2 separate regions of the Mus musculus genome follow, and region 1 is linked to region 2. A link is a contact called in ENCODE Hi-C data. All regions are on one chromosome and are shown on one strand. Each heading gives the region's core, a stretch centred on a gene start or an enhancer-like site at or near the end of the contact. The rest is flanking DNA. Distances are from core to core; before and after follow the strand shown. Region 1 overlaps Ccdc57 (coiled-coil domain containing 57). Region 2 holds the start of Mprip (myosin phosphatase Rho interacting protein).

The links. A loop is a pair of places that touch in the nucleus more often than their neighbours do.
Region 1: a loop to region 2 is called in a map of T-helper 17 cell, with 69 times the contacts of the local background. The contact joins the enhancer-like site here to the promoter of Mprip in region 2. A Hi-C loop is called at or near these places in 3 of 37 maps with a recorded cell type or tissue (T-helper 1 cell, T-helper 17 cell and regulatory T cell).

Annotation. Positions count from the first base shown.
Region 1 is chr11:120,900,107-120,904,225 of GRCm38, reverse strand. It overlaps Ccdc57 (coiled-coil domain containing 57), which reads left to right. Exons shown (of 19, transcript NM_027745.1): 4 at 141-242; 5 at 546-703; 6 at 836-910; 7 at 2,151-2,351. Among named protein-coding and RNA genes, the nearest start is that of A430102A20Rik, 31 kb to the left of the region's middle. Within about 2 kb of position 1,610, at least 1 of the 3 ENCODE cell types and tissues checked has a DNase peak (open chromatin) inside an H3K27ac peak, as active enhancers do.
Region 2 is chr11:59,660,467-59,664,429 of GRCm38, reverse strand. Mprip (myosin phosphatase Rho interacting protein) reads right to left here and starts at 1,923. Exons shown (of 24, transcript NM_001368931.1): 1 at 1,482-1,923. The coding sequence starts at 1,604.

The DNA.
Region 1 (4,119 bases), core at 361-2,860, about 61 Mb before region 2:
TAGAGGTAAGCAGTTTATCTGTAGAACAGAAAACTTTGTTTGTAGTATAAAACCGTGATTCACACTGTGTGTCAGTCTCACACCTAAGCTGAGGCCTTGGCGGCAGCCACTCTCCTTCACTCCTGGCTCTTTTGTCCCAGGAGCTGCTGCTGGAGTTTGAATCTAAAATGCAGAGAAGAGAGCATGAGTTCCAGCTGAGGGCTGACGACATGAGCAACGTAGTCCTGACACATGAGCTCAAGGTAACTGGCTGGCCCTGGGCTTCGAATCACCATTGCAACTTTAATTACCCAGTGCTGCAGAATACCATGCTGTTCCTTTGTTAGTCAGTCAGTCAGTCAGTCAGTCTGTCTGTTTGTTTGTTTGTTTGTTGAGACAGGGTTTCTCTGTGTAGTCCCGTCTATCTTGGAACTCACTCTGTAGACCAGGCTGGCCTTGAACTTAGAGCTCCGCCTGCCTGTGCCTGCCGAGCGCTGGGACCACGCCAGGCTTCACACTGTTCCTTTTACCCATCTCCTCTCCTGGAACTTTTCAATCTTTCTCAGATAAAACTACTAAACAAAGAGCTGCAAGCTCTGAGAGACGCTGGAGCACGGGCAGCAGAGAGTCTGCAGAAGGCAGAAGCAGAACACGTGGAATTAGAGAGGAAGCTGCAGGAGCGTGCCCGGGAACTCCAGGATCTGGAGGCCGTGAAGGACGCTCGGTGCGTAGGTTCTGTTCTCCAGGCATTGTGGCCGTAAGGACTAGATCTGGTGGCGTTGCCTTCCTGGCATCTTTCCGTTCTACTCTTTGATCTCTTACGTAACTGCTCTTTACTGATACGGTTTCTGTTTAGGATAAAGGGCTTGGAGAAGAAGCTTTACTCGGCACAGCTGGCCAAGAAGAAAGCTGAGGAGACTTTCAGGAGGAAGTGCGTATTTCTGCCTGGGTGGTGCCACTGGAAAAGAGTCTAGATCTTGCTTACTGGAGACAAGAGCCCTGTGGCAGGTGGGCGGGCAGCCTGAGCTGGGACGCTGCTGTGGCTGGCACCATGCTCTCCTTCCTCAGAGAGGGTTAGGCATCCGGTGTCTCCAAGCTTAAACTTTTTAAGGACCAAGAGTCCAATTCAGGTCATTGATAAAACACAAACTAAGAATGTTGAAAACTCTGGATTTAGTCTCCAGTGTCTAAAACAGGCTTTTAAAAATATAACCTTAGTTAAATTTTAACTTTTATGGGTAAATGAGATGGCTTTGTGGATAAAGTCACTTGTCACCATAGCTGGTGACCTGAGTTCCATCCCTGGAACCCATGTGGTAAAAGGAGAGAACTGACTCCACACATATGCCTCCATACTAGGTAAATAAGTATTTAAAAATTAAGCGTTAACATTTAGACCTTGGCTGTCTTACTAGCTAGTGTATAAGTTTTAGACGATCGCCTCAAGCTTTGCCATGCTGATGTCCCCCTACTATTGCTGATGTAGACTCTGGATTCTGTCCCTCTGACTGCAGCAGGCTCTTCACGTTGCCAGGTCTGGGACACCCAGGAAGTGGTGGTGTGCTGCCTCAAGGCGGAGCTTCAGCCATGCAGTTAAAGCATTGCTCCTCCCCCCAGTACTGCAGGGTTCGGGAGGTGCTGGGACAGTAAGGAGTCGGTCAACGAGGAGTGGGGCGGGGATGCCAGCTGGAAGCTCAGTGTGGACTCAGCAAGACGCATTTACTCTCTCTTCTAAAGGGAACAGTAACTGTAGCTACCACACACCACACACTCAGGCTGCCCAGTTACACTTGGGAGGGGAAGAAATTTTCTCTTGTGTTTTCTCATGCCACTATTTGTGCAGTACGGACAAACTGATACACTAAGGGAGTGCTCAGGAGTCTGCCCATCTGAGAGGCAGGTGGCATCTGTTTTCCATGGCTGGTCAAGCGTAGGTTGTTAGGAGTGTTTTGTGAATCTGCTTTGGTATCTGTGTGAGCTTTGGGGGCCTCCGAGAGCCCGGCACCTAAGAAGATCTGCTTACATGGGAAGAGCTAGCGCGCCCACAAGTTACTCCTGCAGAGTCAGCCATCTTGTCAGGGACAGCTGTAGTGTAAGAAAAGGATGGCAAACACTTTGGAAGGTTCCAGGGCACTGAGTGAGCCACCGCGGGACCCTCCCCTGTGTTTCAGACATGAAGAGCTTGACCGTCAAGCCAGGGAGAAAGACACAGTGCTGGCGGCAGTGAAGCGCGCCCATGCAGAGGAGCTGCAGACGCTGGACGCCAAGGTGCTGGAGCTTCAGTTCCTCTGTGAAACCCTGGAGGGACAACTGCGCAGGGCTGAGTGCACAAGAGCAGAGGACGCCAAGGAGAAGAACGCCCTTACTGACAAGTGAGCTGCTGCCTCTGGCCGGCCCAGCCCAACAGCCTCGTGTGCCTGTGTCCAAGGCAGAGGCAGATGTGGGCCATTTTAGAATGGAATTTTGCAAGCAGTGGGTAGGGGCTTTCTGCCCACCCCCGACCCCCTGACCCCGCTGCCATTTCTAGTAATGTTTTCTTTTTAATTATATAGTTTTATATTTATGCTTACTTGTGATAAGTGTATTTAACAAAGTTAACCTATTGCCTTCACTTTTTGTTTTTCTGAGACAAAGCCTCATTTGTGCAAACCTGGCCCAGAACTTGTTCTATGACCTTGGATAGCCTCGGATTTATAATCCGTGTGCCTCCACCTCCCAAGTGTTGGGACTGCAAGCATGTGTCACTATAGCTCCCCCCCCCACCCCCCCGCCCCTGGACTTATTTTTCCTGCCTCAACTTCCTAAGTGCTGCTGGGGTTATAGGTATGTAGCACTGGCATCAGGATACGGCAAATGCAGTTTCATCTGTCCGTCTGCAGTGCTCGTCCCATTTGGATCCAGGTGCCACTCCTGCCCCAGTCTCCCAGCAGCCTTCAGTCGGCACTGCCTGTCAGTTTGCTAACTCTAGGAGCAACACACAAATTGGAATCTTCTGGCACTTGCCCTTATATGTCTGGCCTGTCACAGAGAGACTCAAGTTCTCAAGGGTCATCCACATTCATAGGATGACATTTTCTTTTAAACTGTGACTGTGTCAAAATATACACCTCTGGACCTCCAGAAGCCATGGAGGCCTTCTTTGCCAGCTAGCCCAGCATAGTCAGTGAGCCGTAGGTCCCAGGGAGAGCCTTATCTCAAGGCAGATGGCCACTGAGGATCTCGACCCAGGGTTGACCTCTGACCTGTGCAATGCACCCACACCACACATGTCCTCCTTCACACTCTTGCACATGCATACACACAAGAATACCATGCCTAACAAGAGTTAACTATTTTAGTATTGAGCTATGGAGGGCAGTGGCTTGTTAAGTCAAACTTTGTGTCTTTAAGGCTGATATCCCAGTGTGAACAGGCCACAGTCTTTTATCTGCTCTGTACACATGGGTGTTTCTCCTCTGTTCTTAAGAATGACTCTGCTTTAGTGCAGGTAGCAGACGTCCTTTATAGATGTTGCTTTCAATTCTCTAGTGGACATGAACAGAGGTGGAAATTCAAACCATACAGCTCTGGGTTTAACTGGGTTTTTTTTGTTTGTTTGTTTTTGTTTTGCTTTGTTTTTGAGACATGGCTGCCCTGTGTAGCCTGAGGTGGCTTGGAAGCCTCTATTCTCCCACCTCAGCCTACCCAGTGCTGGAATTACAGGTGTGCTCCAGGACACTGGCTCCTTCCCAATATTTAATTCAAGCCAGAGTGTTTGGACAACCTGCTCTGCTTGTGCCTCGTGTCAAGAACTGTGGGCACTGGAGAGGTATAGCACTGGGTGTGCGGCGCTGAGCCCCATCCTGGGCAGTGAGGAAATACACAGGGACGCAGTGTTCAAAGGAACACTGAAGTCGGGTATTTGCTAACATTCCCAGGCTTAGATGAGGGTATTTTATCTTTTTTTTTTTTTTTTAGATTTATTTATTTATTATATGTAAGTACACTGTAGCTGTCTTCAGACACACCAGAAGAGGGAGTCAGATCTCGTTAGGGATGGTTGTGAGCCACCATGTGGTTGCTGGGATTTGAACTCAGGACCTTTGGAAGAACAGTCAGGTGCTCTTACCTGCTGAGCCATCTCACCAGCCCCTCTTTTTT
Region 2 (3,963 bases), core at 674-3,173:
ACTACCAGTTTACTGATACGGAAATTAAAACAGAGGTAAAGGCCTCATTCAAGGTCAGACCTCAGAAAGTCACAAGCAGTAACCGCATATCCCATATACTGCTTCCCTGAACAGGATCCAAATGAGAAGAGGAAATCACATTTCTCTCTCTTCAAGAGTCCTACCCTTCCCAAATAGACAGGTCTCTAAGGCCCTTGGCATTCTCACAAATCAATGACTGAGACTTGGAGAGTCTGGTTAAGCTTCCTGATTGCTTCCTGGCTATTGGAAATCTGACCTCAGAGAAAGAGGCCATAACCCCTGCCCTACTACTCCACTCTAGTTTGCCCCATAAAACAAGTCAAACCTTGCTTGCCTGCCTGCTTGCCCATAAAGGCTTTAAAAACAGCCAAACCAGGGCACTTCAAAGCAATGTTTTCAGTCTAAACAGCTCTTTCCAAAAGGAGTGGCTACAACTAGGTGGCACTGGCTGGACCGTGTGGGGAACTCCACTGAAGTCAGCAAGCAGGGGGCAAAGGAAGTGGGCGAGGGGAAAGGGGAGCAGGATATATAGTGCTTTCCCAAAGTGCTGCAAACAAGGCCAGGAATCCTCAACACCAGAAACGGGAGAGCAACCAGTTCCCAAGGGCCAGTTGCCCAAATTGGAGACCTTGTACCAACACAAATTCCCAATCTCCTACACTGCTCCGGGGTTGGAGGTCTTTGGCAATCTAGGACAATGTTTTCCATGACTGTGACTTGGAGGTCTGGAACTCTGTTTTCCATGACTGTGACTTTGACACGGGTTAGGAAGAGCGTCTAACCTGGTCCAAAATCCTGACTAACAAATTAAGGGCAGACAGAGGGGGAAACCAACTTTCCCCAGAATGTACAGGTCTTCTTGGTCTCCTGGGCCAGAAAGCAAAACCAAGAAGGGAAGCCCCTACCCCTCGACAAAAGCTATTCCTACCTTCAGTTCAAGAGCAAGACCCACCCATCTGAAGAGAAACACCTCATCTCTCTTCAGACCCTGACGGTGACAGTGACTTAGAAGGAGAGCAGGCTCTATTCCACAAGATGGAAACTGGTGACCCACGCAAACATGCCAATTCCTGGGACAGTTTGGTGGCCAAGTCTGCGTCCAGTCCCAAGACAAGTCGCGAGGGGGGCGAGGGGGGGGGTAGTACTGACAAGTGGCAAGCAAGCCCCACTTTGTTCCTATCCAGGGAAACCAGACATTTTTTTGAGTCACCCAACAAGCATGAATCACACGGCAGAGCTATGGGAACGGGAAAGGATGTTATTTTTCGGCATTCTTGAGGATTTTCCCTTTGTCCCAGCTCTATCGATACTCTTCCCGCCCCCATTCCAACCCCATCCCCCAACTCTCACGCATTTTTTTTCCCTGCTCCATTTTTATTCTCTCTTGGCCTTCGCAGGCTCTGCGCTCCCCGGCACGACTCGCAGGCAGGACTCTCAGCTCCGCACCCGCGGCAGCTCACCTGCGTCAGGTCCTCGTCGTTGAGCAGATGCGACTCGCGGGGCTTGAAGCAGTTCTGACACTTGCTCTTGTTGAAGATGTTGGCCTGAAATTTCCTGCACGGGTTTTCCTTGGCCGCCGACATGTCGGCTAGGCGGCCGCGGAGCGGGCCGCCACGGCCCAGCGCTCTCCCGGGGGTCGGGGACTCAGCGCGGCCGCCGCCGCATTTTGCGCTGGCCGCCGCAGGCCCGGAAAGGCCTCCCCTCTCGCGCCGCGCCCCGCCTGCTCGCCGCGGCCTCAGAGCGCGCGCGCCGCCTCGCGCCCCGCCCCGCCGCCCGGCCGCTGTGGGCCCATGGACGGACGCGGCCTCCGGCCGCTGGCTCCACCGCGGCCGCCCCCAAGGCGCCGGCCGGCAAGTCCAGCCGTCGCGCTCACCCGGCGCCCGCCGCCACCGCGAACGAACCGAGCTGGGCGCCGCGCGCACTCGGGGAGGGGCGGGGTGGGGCGGGGCACCGCAACCGGCAGCCCCGCGAGCCAATGGCACCCGCACGCTCCTGCTAACAAAGAAACCCGTCGACCAATGGATGACGGGGGCGGGACCGGGAGCAGCGGGCGCAAGGTAACTTGTCCAGGCTGGGAAGGTGGAGGCGCTGGGATGGAACTTTCAGGTTTGGTGGACTGGCGCCGCCGCCCGCGGCCTGACAGCTGCGGCGTTGGGCTGGGCTGCTCCCGGAAGGACGCCGGAGATCTCCGCGGTCTCCCTGCGGGCCCCTGTCTTTCTCGTAGTCTCTTCGCTGCGGCCTTCTGCCTCGTCTAGCCTGCGCCCCTACTGTGTGCTAGGTCTGTGGTCGACCCAGATGCCACCATAAAGACTAGAAATTGTTTCAAGTGCTTCCCGTGTTTTAGATCATTAAAGTTCCATAACCTTCCCGTGACCATTCCGGTTTTACGTAAGGAAACTGAGGCGCGCGGAGCAGTTAAGTAATAAGACGTAGTGTTTCCGAGGTGACTAGAAGATGTCAGCAGCCGTGAGGAGTTGTCAATTCTATTATGGGAGCCCAATTCTGCTAGAGTTACGTACGCACTCTTACCTCCGTTTTGTGCTTGAGGAGACAAAAGCTCAGACACTGCGAATAGCTTGTGCAAGGTCACTCTGCAAGAAGGGCCTGAACTATATACTACAGGCCACTCTTGTCCAGACTCCCAGGCAAAAGGCCACTTGGAAAGGAAACGACAGAGGAGTCCAGAATGGGCGGAGGGGAGGGGGATGGAGGGGGACAACCCCTGCTCCTTAGGAGGCAAATTGTTCCCAGCAGCAGTGAAATGGATCTAAGCAGAGAGCATGCAGAACTGTTCCCAAGGTATGCAGGTGTAAGTGTGGGGAGGAGGAACAAGAAAGGAGTATGTGGTCCCAGAACTCTGAAAGTAGATCTAGGAGGGTGGAGAGTTTAAGGCCAGTCTGGACCGTAATGAGACCTTTATAAGGAGGCTAAGGAGGAGAGGAAAGGGAAAGAGTGAGGGAGGCAAGACAGAAAGGAGGAATCACTTTGACCTGAGATTCCAGGCTCAGCTGGCTGGCAGTTCCAGAAGTCAGCCTGTGTTTTTTAACAGGCTGAACTAACTCATTCTTCACAATGGAGGTGATATTGGAGCAGGTGGTGGCACTGAGAGCAGCTGCGCTCAGGTCACAAGGAGGCTTTAGGAGAGAAATGCCTTCAGAGTTGCGTACTTTTCCACTGGTCATCTGGTGACTACCCCGGGGAGGTGCATTTCCATTTTGAGAAAGAAATGCTCTCCTGCACAAGGAATCAGGAATGAAGGAGCCCAGATCAAAGTGTGCCTGCAGCCTGAGGGGAAAGCCCAGCTCTGATCCAGCTGTGGGCAGGTCTTTTGCCCTCACTGGCACCTCACTGACCACATGGACAAAACTGACATGAATGTAAGGTGTTGCAAGCATTAGGTGATAATCATCTTTGCAAAATACTTCACATAATGTGGCCAATTGTTAATTGGTGAATTTTGGGAAAGGGTGTTTACTGGACTATCCTTGCGACCTTGTTGATTTAAATTTTTTTCCAGAATAAAGACGGGGAAGGGGTAAAGGGAGACTGACGGTTCTTGTCTGCACCGAATACTCGGAAAGTGATACCAGTGGTGGCCTCTGGGGAGAAGAACTGGGTTATTGGGAGGTGACCTACTTTTAAATTTTCAATATAAAACCTTTTTGTTCCTTTCGGGTTTTGTTTTATGAGCATGTACAAGCTGTTTAAAAGAAAGACTTAGAGCCAGCAAGATTGCAAGGCGCGTAAAGGCCTTTGGTACCACACCTGATGAGTTGAGATGAGTCCCCTGAAGCCACATGGTGGAAGGACAGCACAAACTCCTGAAAGTTGTCCTCAGACCTCCAGATGAGTAGTACAGTGTGTGCTACAGTGTGTGCGTATGTGCGCGCGCGCACGCGCACACACACACACGAAATACATTTAAAATCTAATTACAAGTTT